Linked DNA regions of Homo sapiens: region 1 is linked to region 2. A link is a contact called in ENCODE Hi-C data. All regions are on one chromosome and are shown on one strand. The core of a region is the stretch at or near the end of the contact, and the rest is flanking DNA. Distances in the headings are between cores, read along the strand shown. Region 1 has its middle 110 kb from the start of HSD17B3-AS1. Region 2 has its middle 150 kb from the start of ERCC6L2.

Evidence for each region. A loop is a pair of places that touch in the nucleus more often than their neighbours do. Pooled maps may share reads with other maps.
Region 1: a pooled map shows a loop between it and region 2 (5-fold over the local background). The contact joins two enhancer-like sites. A Hi-C loop is called at or near these places in 8 of 37 single-sample maps with no recorded cell type and 5 of 50 pooled maps.

Annotation. Positions count from the first base shown.
Region 1 is chr9:96,134,885-96,141,095 of GRCh38, reverse strand. No RefSeq gene overlaps it. Among named protein-coding and RNA genes, the nearest start is that of HSD17B3-AS1, 110 kb to the left of the region's middle. RefSeq lists an enhancer at 3,435-3,729. Within about 2 kb of position 3,840, at least 14 of the 41 ENCODE cell types and tissues checked have a DNase peak (open chromatin) inside an H3K27ac peak, as active enhancers do.
Region 2 is chr9:95,721,197-95,727,302 of GRCh38, reverse strand. No RefSeq gene overlaps it. Among named protein-coding and RNA genes, the nearest start is that of ERCC6L2, 150 kb to the left of the region's middle. RefSeq lists an enhancer at 2,719-2,818. Within about 2 kb of position 2,627, at least 3 of the 41 ENCODE cell types and tissues checked have a DNase peak (open chromatin) inside an H3K27ac peak, as active enhancers do.

The sequences.
Region 1 (6,211 bases), core at 2,591-5,090, 410 kb before region 2:
ATTACCCTGCTCCTCAGCCTGAGCATGAAGGGGGTCCAGTTCTACCTCCGAGGGAGATCGGGCCAGGCTCTGTCCTGGCCGGCTCTGGTCTAGTGTGCTCCAGCTGCTGGTGCCTCCCCTGGCCGCAGCCCAAGCCTCCCTGTTCCGGGCAAGGCCCCCGGCTTTCAGGACGCCACTTCGACAGCACTGCAGGAGGAGGCCAAGGTGGAGACGGTCGACACTAAATCCTTCTTTATGTTTGCCCCGAGTTTTGGGGGAAATATTTATCACTGAAGCGTTAAAAAGTGGGCTCCTCTGTGTCATGCATGTCACGGGCTCTGTTCTGCAGCGCCCCTCAGGGGCCCGTGAGCCTCCTCCTGGAGACATCCGCTGCAGGCGCTGGGTGGCTGGTGATTTCCATCCCACCAGCAATCTAAAACCTGTAAACACTGACGGCAGTCGGCCCAGGGGTGTGAGAAACTCGCAAATGAACAACAAATGCAGGGAGAGAAAGGCCAGACCAAATGGACTGATGTTTTTCACAACCACGGAGGGGTTTAATCCCTGTCCCAAACCATATGGCACACTCCACACCAGCCGGCGAGGGCGGGGGTGACTTGGCGGCGGACCGTGGAAGCAGAAAGGCAAGGCATTTTGTTTCCTTGTGTGCGCTTTTTTTCCCTTTAAATATTTACTTTTTGTGTTTTGCCAGGATGCATTTTCCATCCCATATGCACAACAGGCTGCCTTTGCAAATGGGGGCCTGGCTCGGGGACCTGTAATAGGATACTGATTCTTTCACGTCGTCGGGGGCTGCTCTTCCCACCTCCCAGGGTGATGGCGAGCAAAACCCGCTGCAGATTTAGTGTGTAGGTCTGGTGACTCCAGAGAAAGGGTAGGTGGTCTTGATCCCTGTCTGTCTTTTCCTCAAGTGCCCCGTTGGCAGGACCCCAGACCCGCATCCACCGGGTTAAGTGAGCCCCTGGTGGGAAACGCTGACCTTGCCAGGAGGTAGAAGTCCCACCCGCCTTGTTGGGCCTGAGGCTGTGGGTGGGCGGGGAAATAGCCAACCACGCAGGAGAGGGGAGTCTCTGGCTTGGAGGCAGCTGATGGGGCATCCTTCACAAACTTTCCACCCACAGGAGAGGCAGACCGGGAACAAAAGTGGCAAGAGGGGTGGGCGGGCCAAGGGAGAGCAGCTGGAAGAGGGGATGGGGTGCTGGCAAATTCCCAAGGGAAACAGAAATGTACCATACCAACATAAATAAATTAGTCCCGGGCCGCGAGCCATGTTTGAACCAGAATAATGTAAGCAATCAAATGCTTACTGTCTCTGATTCACTCAGCCTTCCAAACACATTACTTAACAGAAAATGGAAGGGTTTGTCATAAAGATGTGTAGTAGTTGCACAATGCTGGCCACGTGGTTAGGGGTGGGCTTGGAGCTGGCAAATACAGATGTCCTCAACTAAAAATACACAGCCCTGGCATTTTAAAAATGGTTATGAGAGATGAGGGCTGGAAGAAACATCCTGGTATTCTCAGGACGTCTCTGAAGGGTCCCATTTGTTCCACATGCAGCCAGAGGGGAAGCAAACTTTCAGAGGTGCCAGGCAGAGGACACACTTGTCACCATGGGGAGACACTGATATTATTGTCCTTATTTTCTAGGGCAGGGTTGCTTTTTTTTTTTTTTTTCTGAGGCAGGGTCTTGCTCTGTCAACCAGGCTGCCGTGCAGCGGGGTGATAATGGCTCACTGCAGCCTCAACCACCTGGGCTCAAGTGATCCTCCCACCTCAGCCTTCCCAGTAGCTGGGACTACAGGAAGGGGCCGCCATGCAGGGCTAATTTTTTGTACTTTTTATATACACAGGTTTCCTCATCTTGCCCAGGCTGATCTTGAGCTCCTGGGCTCAAGCAATCTGCCTGCCTGGGCCTCCCAAAGTGCTGGGATTACAGGCGTGAGACGCCGTGCCCAAGGATTTCTTAAACTGTAGTGTGCATGGGTATATAAGAACAGGTTTGTGAATCTGAATCCCAGAGATTCTGATTCAGTAGTCTGGGTGGGACCTGAACATTTAAGTTTTTTATAAGCTCCCAGGCAATGCTGGTGCTCCCGGCCCATGAACCACGTTTCAAATTGTACTGTCCTCAATGAGTGACACTCATGACACTTGTCACGTTATTCAACCTGGGTAGCTGGATCCTCTGTGCCAGCTTCCCTGCCAATACATAATGTTTCTTGTGTTCTGATGGCTAGCAATGGTGCTAAGGTCAGCTGAGCCTGGACTTGTCCTCAGAATCCTTCCTGACACAGTCCTCTTGGCAGCCACCACCATCAGCCAGAGCTGGCATTCAGATGAAAACTACTTGTCTACTTTGAGTGGGTGTAATGGGAACTGGTCTAGCAGTTAGAGAAGGCCTTTAACTAGTGTGGGGACATAGGATGAGGTTTTTAACCTTGCTGTATTAGTTCCCTCACCTGTAATGAGAGGGCTGGATTGCACGCACAGTTCTCAACTGGGATAATCCTGAGAGTCATATTGTATTAGTCAATATGTTAGCTCAGGCTGCCATAACAGGGTGGCTTAAACAACAGGAATTTACTTCCCACAATTCTGGGGGCTGGAAGTCCAAGATCAAGGTGCTGGCTGATTTGGTACCTGGTGAGGGCCTGCCCCCTGGCTTGCACATGACTGTCTTCTCACTATGTGGGTTCTGGAGGCTGGAAGTCTGAGATCAAGGTGTCAGCAGGTTTGAATTCTCCCGAGGCCCATCTCCTTGGCTTGCAGACAGCCGCCTTCTGGCTCTGTGCTCACGTGGTCATCTCTGTGTTGCCTGTGTCTGGTGTCTTTACTTATAAGGGCACTAATCCCATCATGAGAGCCCCACCCTCATGCCCCCTTCTAAACCTAATTACCACCCAAAGGCCTCACCTCCCAATACCATCACACTAGGGGGAGATTTGAACATATGAATGGGGGAGACAGGCACACAATTCAGTTCATAACACCTATGAACAGCTTGCTCTAAAGCACAGCTTCCTGTGTCCCTGCTCTAGAGATTCTGATCCAGGTCCTTTGGGTGGGATCTGGGAATTTCTATTTTCCTCTGGTGCCCCACATGATTCTCAGCCTCAGGCAGGCTGGAGAGGCTCTGGGTGAGTTGATGGCTGAGTTCCTCAGTTCCTGAGCAGTGAGTAAGCTGTGGGATCCTCCAGACCCCCAACAGTGGCTTGTCACATCTCTGCATGAGCACTTAGCCCACACCTCTCTGTAACACTTGGCAGAGTGTGGGAAGGAGGGACTGCAACTTATCCCTATGCAGATCTGTAACCCAGCACTGGGTGACCGTGCTGGAGCAAGGCACACAGTAGGCACATCATTAATGTGTACCGAGGGCCTCGCCTAGGACCCCTTCTAACTTCAAAACTCTTTAAAATGTGTAAATCTTGTTCAACGAGCTCTCAAAGGGGTTTCTGATGTTATTTAGGGAAAGGCAGTGCGGCCGCTTTTGTTTTTACTGTCCGGGAGGCTTAAACAACAGCAAGCACATTTACATTGCCCTCGTCTCCCTGAGCAGCAGAAAGTGAAACAACTTGAGCTGTGACTAGAAAATGAATATAAACAAGCACAAAGAACAGCCCCGCCTCTGCCAGCCCTCTGGCCAGCCGCTGCTTTCTACCATTCCTGGTGACTGCAAAGCACTGGTAAGAGCAAGTGATAACTGAGGCTTCTTAGGACAATATAATGCAAGAGAAACACTTTTCCACATTCCTTTAATTCTCTTATTCCCACGAAGAATAATCAAGTGAGGAAAGAGAAGACAATGTGGAAAGAGTTTTCTTTATTAAAAGCAGGGCTAAGAGGAAGAAATGCAAAGTAGGTGAACTGATGTATAGCAAATATAAACCCTTCTGAAAAAATCAGAATGTGATGTCACTACTCACCTATTAGGGAAGCTAACATTTGAAAAAGGTGGCAGTATCAGCTACTGGTGATGATGTAGAGAAAGTGGATCTCTCTCATGTTGCTGGTGGGAGTGTAAAATAGGATAAGCATTCTGGAAAATTGTTTTGCAGTTTCTTGTAAAACTAAACATGCCATATGGCCCAATGACTGCACTCCTGGGCATTTATCCCAGAGAAATTAAAATTTATGTCCACAGAAACTCAGGTATAGGAATGTTTAAATTAGCTTTATTTGTAACAACCCCAAATGGTAAGCAACCCAAATGTCGTTTAGTGAATGAATGGTTAAACAAACTGTGGAATATCCTCACCATGGACTACTTCTCAGCAAGAAGAAAGCAGCATCAATGCACACAGCAACTGGGATGGATCTCTCAGGAATCACGCTGAGTGCAAAAGACAACCTCAAAAATTTCATACTGCATGATTTTATTTATTTATTTTTTTCAGACAGTTTCACTCTGTCGCTCAGGCTGGAGTGCAGTGGTGCAATCTTGGCTCACTGCAACATCGGCCCCCTGGGTTCAAGCAATTCTTGTGCCTCACCCTCCTGAGTAGCTGGGATTACAGGCATGAGCCACCACGCCCAGCTAATTTTTGTATTTTTAGTAGAAAAGGGGTTTCGCCATGTTGGCCAGGCTGGTCTCAAACTCCTGACCTCAAATGATCTGCCTGTCTCGGCCTCCTAAAGTGCTGGGATTACAGGCATGAGCCACCATGCCTGGCCTGCAGGATTTGATTTTATATAGAGACAGGATCTTGTCTGTTGCCCAGGCTGGAGTGCGGTGGCACAATCGTGCCTCACTTGCCTCACTGCAGCTTCAAACTATGGGCTCAAGGGATCCTCTTGCCTCAGCTTCCTGAATAGCTGAGACTCTATTTTTATTTTATACTAAATAAAAATATATTTTTATAGAGATGGGGTCTGTCTGTGTTGCCCAGTCTGGTCTCAGACTCCTGAGCTCAAGCGATCCTCCCACTTCAGCCTTCCAAGTAGCTGAGATTACAGATGCAGGCCACTGCACCTGGCAATAATTTTACAATGACAAAACCACAGAGATGAAGAACAAGTTGTGGTTTCCAAGGGTTAAGGTGGTGGTAGGAAAATGGGGAGAGACAAGTGTGGCTATAAAGAGGCAGCATAAGGATCTTTGTGATGGTGATTCTGCAATTTTGGGTCTGGGTATATACTCCAGAAAATCGAAAGCAGGAACTCCAATGGATATTTGTACACCCATAGCAGCATTATTCACAATAACCAAAAAGGGAAACAACCTAAATGTCCATCAGTGGATGACTAGATGAGCAAAATGTAGCATGTGCACACAATGAAACTTCATTCAACCTTAAAACAGAATGAAATTCTGACACACGCTGCAGCATAGATGACCCTGGAAGACATGCTAAGGAGACAGGCTGGACATGAAAGCTTCAATATTTCATGATTCTGCTACCTGAGGTCCCTAGAATAGTCAAATTCGCAGCAGCCGAAAGTCGAGCAGTGATGAGCAGGGCCTGGGGACGGGGGAACCGGGAGCTTGTGTCAAATGGGGACACAGTTTCAGTTTGAGGTGATAAAAAATCCTAGAGATGACTGGTGGTCATGGTTGCACAAAAAGATGTGAATGAGGTTAATATCACTAAACTGTGCACTTAAAAATTGTTGAAATGGTAAATTTATGTTATGGATATTTTACCACAATTAAAAACAAAGCATTACTAGAGGTAAATAGGGTCACACACACAAAAAAGGCAAACGTTGTCAAATACTTCCTCTCACTCACTATATTTTTTCTTTTGGCTCCAAAGATGAGTCAGTTTTACCACACATTTAAGTAAAATAATAACAGAAGGATGAATGGAAAACTGAAATAGTGCCAAGCAATGATTAGAAAAGTTAAACTTTCAGCCTGGTATTTGCAGCTCTGTGCATTTCAACCTAAAGTCACAATTCCTGTTGTATTTACTTCTCTGGCTTCATGGAACTCAGTCTGATGAGGCTACTGTGGTGTTCTGAATGCACCTTATTCTTTCCCGACTCACACCGTTTGTTCTCCCTCGAATGACCTCTGTTCTCTTTTTCTTCTCCACCTGTCCAAATAGTACCGTCCTCCAGATTCAGCTCAAATTCCACCTTCCCCAAGACAGTAATTCGGTGATTTCTCTCCCTCCTCTACTCACCAGTTTTACTTCTTGTCCAGATCCGTGTTTCGGAATAGGCATTTTTTTTTGGTTAGATTTACAAATGCAGGTTTTGTATT
Region 2 (6,106 bases), core at 1,378-3,877:
ACCAGGAAGAGGAAAGAGAAGGGGGGTGGGGAGAAGTGGAGGATCTGAGGATATAGGGGCCCAGGCTGGATTCCTGCAAGGGAGCTGAACTGATCTTGAGACCTTCCAAAGCTCTAGCACCTCACCTCCTGCACCAACAGCAGCATCATGTGGGAGCTTGATAGAAATGTAGACTCTGAGGCCTCGCCCAAGACCTACTGGATCAGAATCTCCACAAAACCACCAGGTTATTCATATGCCCATTAAAGTTAGAGAGACACTAACCTTGTATTTTGTCCAAAGCCCATGGCTATTTTGGAATTATTTAGACAAGATTGAGACTGTCTCCCATCTCTCTTTAGTGACCCCTAGTGGTAAACCCAAAAGGAACAAGATCTATATTACAGGATGACTGAATTTTGGTCTCCAACCTAAACCAACAACTGTCCAACCTTCAGCCGGTTGACCTATCCAAGGTCCAAGCACTTGGAAGATTAGGATCCTAGTTGGCCATCCTGGTTTAGAAAATCTTATGTAGTCCAATCCAAGCTGGAGTGTTTTTCTGCATATTGCTGCTGTTGGAACTCAAAGACAATGTTCCTGAGTGAGATTATTCTCTGTGTCTGAAAAACACTGATCCAGGTAACTTGGGATCTCTTGATAGAAGACATATCAAGATGGGCTATTACTCATGTTACTAAGTATACCTCATGTGCTTCCTCTCGGACTAGCCCTCATTGAGAAAGCTTTAGCTAAAAAAAGAAAAAAAAAGTGATGTTTCCTTGTTGCAGGCTGCTCAGGGTTCAACTGGACTTTCAATTTATATTGGGGTTTGAGTTTTGTAAGAAAAGTGGAAAAATTCAGGGCATTGTAGAGGTGAAAGAACTACCCTAGACATCATTTAGAACACTACCCAAAGTGTGTTTCACCTGTAGAATATTACTAGAAGTTACAAATAAGGGTTCCAGAGTCAAACTAGTTTGAGAAACACTGGATTGAACAAAGTTGGAAAGTTTGTTTTTTTACTGCAGGACATCTCAGGACTTTTATTCAGGTGCCTTGTAAATTCCTCGAGTTATTCTCTCATAGAAAACACACACACTTTTTTTGGACTCCTGGGGAAATATGATCTACGGAGCCTCAGGGCTGTGAAATATCTCAGTATCTCACCCCCAGTCATTCTTAGAGCAGCACCCAAGCCCCCTGATCCTCCATCCGTTTCTCTGCGTGCTGTGTTATGCTGCACCGTAAAATTGATTCCCATTCTTTTCAACTCTGGTCTTATCCGTCAACCCATCCACCATTTTGTGCTCTATGGATAAATGTAGCAATGTGCAGGAGGAAAAGCAGGAATAAAAGAAGGGGAAGGATAAATTAGAGGAAAAAAGAAGAGAAGGTACAAGGAGAACTTTGCACTCATGTAGAAGTGGGAACTTGAAAATAAAACAACAAAATGGTGACCTGATTGTCTTCCATGCTTTCCTTATCAAGCAGAGAACTGGTGAATTGGTCACAGTGATCATTCACATCGGACCATTAATGCGCTGGCTCAAGTGGTCCAAATTACTACCCCATGTTGATGGACACATAACACCCATTCCTTCAATTAGTGGGCAGGTTACAGACAGCTTCCATATACATCCCCGCTGGGCTCTTCACGACTCTTGGCAGTGTGTCTTTAGTGGTGGGGTCTGTGCTCTTCAAAGGGAGTCCATCTACCATAAGCATTTTCCAGGGGAACGTTTGGTTATTGAAAACACCATGTTGTCTGGCATTTATGCCTTTTCCACCAAATGATTTTGGGTTTGCCCCACTGGGGGCTGGATTATTCCATTGTCAACCTATGTGGTTCTAGGTTCGAGTTGGCAAAAGTGACTCTGCATGATATTTAGGAGGCAGAAGAGAAACCACAGCCACTATGTCCTGAAGGTCATTGTTGAGTGTGGGGCCAGAAGTGCTAGAGAGTTCCAGTGTGTCCTCACCCCTTCCCACTCCATACCCAGCTGTCCTTCCAACCAGCAGCGCTGCTGCCCAATGGTAATGCCAGCCCCCCACCAGAGGCACTGCTGTGGCCTGACACAGGCAGTAGCTTCAAAGAGCCAATGACCTTTGGACTGATATCAACCCCTTGTCAACTTCTCAGTGCAGATGCTCCATGTGCTTCGATTCAAGACTTCCTGCAAACTCTGACTCAGTCACCAGCACCAGGGCTGCCTAATGACTTTTCTCCAAATATTAAACGCCCATTTTCAGGCGCTTGCTTCCTTCCCCATCTTTGCCCACAAGGTCTAATATCTATATTAAATGTTTAGTTCTAAAATATTCATAGTGAGTCTGCTTCTCTGAGCCCTGTCTGATACACCTATGAACTCTGGCTGTTATGTTCTTCTGCTCACAGTCTGGGGTTTCCTGTTGAGACATCCTAATATCGGATTCTGGTTGTACCTCACTCGGCTTTCCTTTGGGCAGATGGTGCCCAGAGTGAAAGAAGCGTTCACTGCTCTTTGAACTACTGCTCTTTTATCTTTATTTCCCTTTACTTTTGCTTTGATCCTCCTGTCCAGGAAGTGGCATCTTTAGACACCGCTTCCTGCCACAAGCCCAAGACTTACTCTATTTCTCACTCTCTCACCAGTGTTTGACAAAGGTTGCTAGTCATAAAGAAAGCAGGTCACTGAATGCTATATTTATACTACTACAGAATTTAAGGCAGTATGAAGAAGGCTTTGCTTTATGTGGCTGGAAACTTAAAGTCTGGGTTTGTAGTGGAAATAAAGATAAAAGAGCAGTAGTTCAAAGAGCAGTGATCTTTCTTGTTGGAGCCATGAGAACAATTAATTATAGGTTGTAGGTTAGCCTGGTTTGGGTGCTAATTTCTAGCTCATAGTCATATGTGAACGCTTCTTTTCAATCTCAGTACGGTGGCGGAATGCTAGTTTCTAAACATCCTTGGGATGATCATATGGTCATAAAATCCTTGGCAATAAATAAGTGCTCTGATCTTTTTAGAGTTAATGCACTGTATACAATGTGTTTTAAAGGAGGGGGGATATGGGATGTTTTATTAGTGCAATGTTTCTGGGCGTGTACTTTTGACTTTCTATTGGCAGTGCTGTAGGGGTAGAAGTTAACTGGTAAAAAACCAATAGCAACATAAAGTAATTCTTGTCAGAGAATCATGGAAATGATTCCAGCTCATTACAATGCAAACGGATTTGACCTGGTAGAGATTAAATTTATTTTCATCTAATAGAAAAGCTAACCCCCAAACATTACAGTTTATTACTGTCTAGAATGTTAATCAGTTTACATTTGTTGGCAAGTTTATTTCAGCATTCTTTTGACTGACCATATAAATCTGTTTCTTTCAATAATTTCAACTTTTATTTTAGATTCAGGGGTACACATGCAGGTTTGTTACATGGGTATATTGCATGACACTGAGGTTTGGGGTGTGAATGGTCCCATCACCCAGGTAGTGAGCATAGTACCCCATAGGCAGTTTTTCAGTCCTTGCCCCACTCCCTCTCTCCCGCCTCTAGTAGTCTCCAGTGTTTACATCTGTTCTTCAAATTCTCTTTTGAACCAGTCTTAACATTTTACTGGTTCCCTCATCAATTAATGAGTCACATACAATTTTGACATGGATATGATTTCTATATCTTTGAGAGTCATGTTTTTAACTTTTTTTTTGAGATGGAGTCTCGCTCTGTCATCCAGGCTGGAGTGCAGTGGCGTGATCTCGGCTCACTGCAACCTCCACCTCCCAGGTTCAAGCGATTCTCCTGCCTCAGCCTGCCGAGTAGCTGGGATTACAGGTGCCTGCTGCCACACCCAGCTAATTTTTGTATTTTTAGTAGAGACAGAGTTTCACCATATTGACCAGGCTGGTCTCAAACTCCTAACCTCAGGTGATCCACCCGCCTCGGCCTCCCAAAGTATTGAGATTACAGGCGTGAGCCACCGTGCCTGGCCTTTAACTTTTTGAAAAGCTCGTTTCATTCACATTTGTTTGTTGTTATTTATGTGATGTTAAGACAACTGAACTTGAGGTTTCAGCTATAAACCCAGTTTCAAAGTACAGCTCCCCTAGTCTTAACTTCTCTTCATATACACTCGGAAACATTTGGATGTCTTAGCACCTAGTATGCCTCGATATTCTAAGCACTATAACACACACCTGGAGAGGTGGGAGGCCCACCTGTACAGGCTAGACCATCCATCTGGGCTTGGCTCTCCTGACACTGATGAGGTCATGCAGAAACTCCTGGGATTTGGAGCACCAAATCTCTCAGTTCTTCCTTTAGGATACAATGGTAAGAAGAGGGGACCGGGCAACCACTGTTGACTTATTAAAGTGGAACCAATGGTTAAGAAGTAGCACAGGATTTATATTATCAAAACAGATAAAGAAAATAAACAAATCAAGCACACAATTGCACAAGGGAACTAAAACCATGAAGATTCATTCCTAATTTCTCTCTTTGCCTGTCTAATGGATCTTATTATCCAGTTCTTTACCAGACTTACTTATGATCGGGCATTGTCCAGTCTTTCTACGGAGGTCCCTTGAGGTGGAGGGATCTTCCACAGTGCCTCACATCCCAGTTTTCTTGCAGTCTCTGCCCCTCCCTTCTTCCACATCCCTGAAGGTGACCTGCTCTTTCTCTATTGTCTGGAAAGTTCAGCATGTGTGTACACATGCACAAGCATAGGCACACACAAACACAGAAACAAACACACACCCCTCCATGATTCCTGCTCATCCTTCAGCTCAGACAGCATTTCTCAAGGAAGCTTTTGAGGCCACTCCAGCCCAGAGCAGGCCTTCCTGTTTTACACCGCACAGACTCGCTGCTTTTCCTTCTGAGCTCTTGTATGTGATCATTTGTCTGTCTCCCCCATTGTCAATAAAATCCGGGATCATTGTATCACTACTGTATTCCCAGACCTGGCAGGATGCCTGGCACATAGAAGGTGTTCTTGAATGAATTAATAAGAACTCAATGCCTGTTTGTTACAGTGATGAATAGATGGCTGTTTGGTCTGTTATGGTCCCAAAAAGCAAAAGAAGCTGTTAAAATAGTGTGACTCTGACTTACTGTTCACGTCTGAATAAAAGAAACCATTCAAATTTTGGACTGAGTTTGACAGTCTACTATGTTGGTGAGTTGTGAGGAATCATTTCCATACATTTCTAGGGGGAACTGGTAAACCTGGGAGAACAATTTGGCAAATCTTTAAAGATTTACAAATTTAAAAACCTTCTGACCCAATAATTTCACTTTCAGAAATATATTCTCTACTTATGCTTGCACTTGCATAAAATTATTTGTGTTCAAGGATGTCTATTGAACATTCCACACTGAACTGAAACATTCCACAGGATGTTTCTGGAAGTATCTATAATAAAGTGGCAGCAACAGTTGCTTTGGGGAGGCGAGGTGTGTGGCTGAAGGGTAAGGGTGAGGAGGAGACTGAAGTTTCTTTACAAGGATACTTTAAAATTTGTAATTTTGTGCCTTAATCATGCATGACCTCTTCCAGAAATTCACAAATGTAAAAAGGTTACTATGTAGTAACTGCAAAAAATATGTATTCATAGGAGTTAGATCTAGATTAAGTTTTACTGATGTTCCTTTGATTTTTTCAACCCCAGATTTTCACACATGTACTGTCAATGTATCATTGGCTTAAGCAGTCCCTGCCGTTCATTCCTTCTCTCCTAATCTCCCCCAAACCTTTCAGTCTTTGCAGCACTCCCAAAGTCTTATCTAATTTGGAAACAGGGGACTCCTTCAATGGGAGGTCCAGAAATAAGACTGCATCTGGATGCACATTGAGGTTTGTGACATAAAATCTCACCACCCTCGTGAAACCTGCCTAGTGCATCCTGGCCTACTCTATTGACTTTGGCATCCTTGCCAGCCTTGTCATGCCAATAAGGTTATTGCGACTAAATTGAATGAGCATGTGGCTATGTCCTCCAAATGTTTTATGATACAGTTAAATGGAAAACTGTAGATTACATTTATTTATTTAGTGATAAACCCTTTGTTTATGTTGCTGGTGATCCAGAAAAAGTGGTCTCCTACAACACGCCATGACCTAAACAACGACAAGTTGA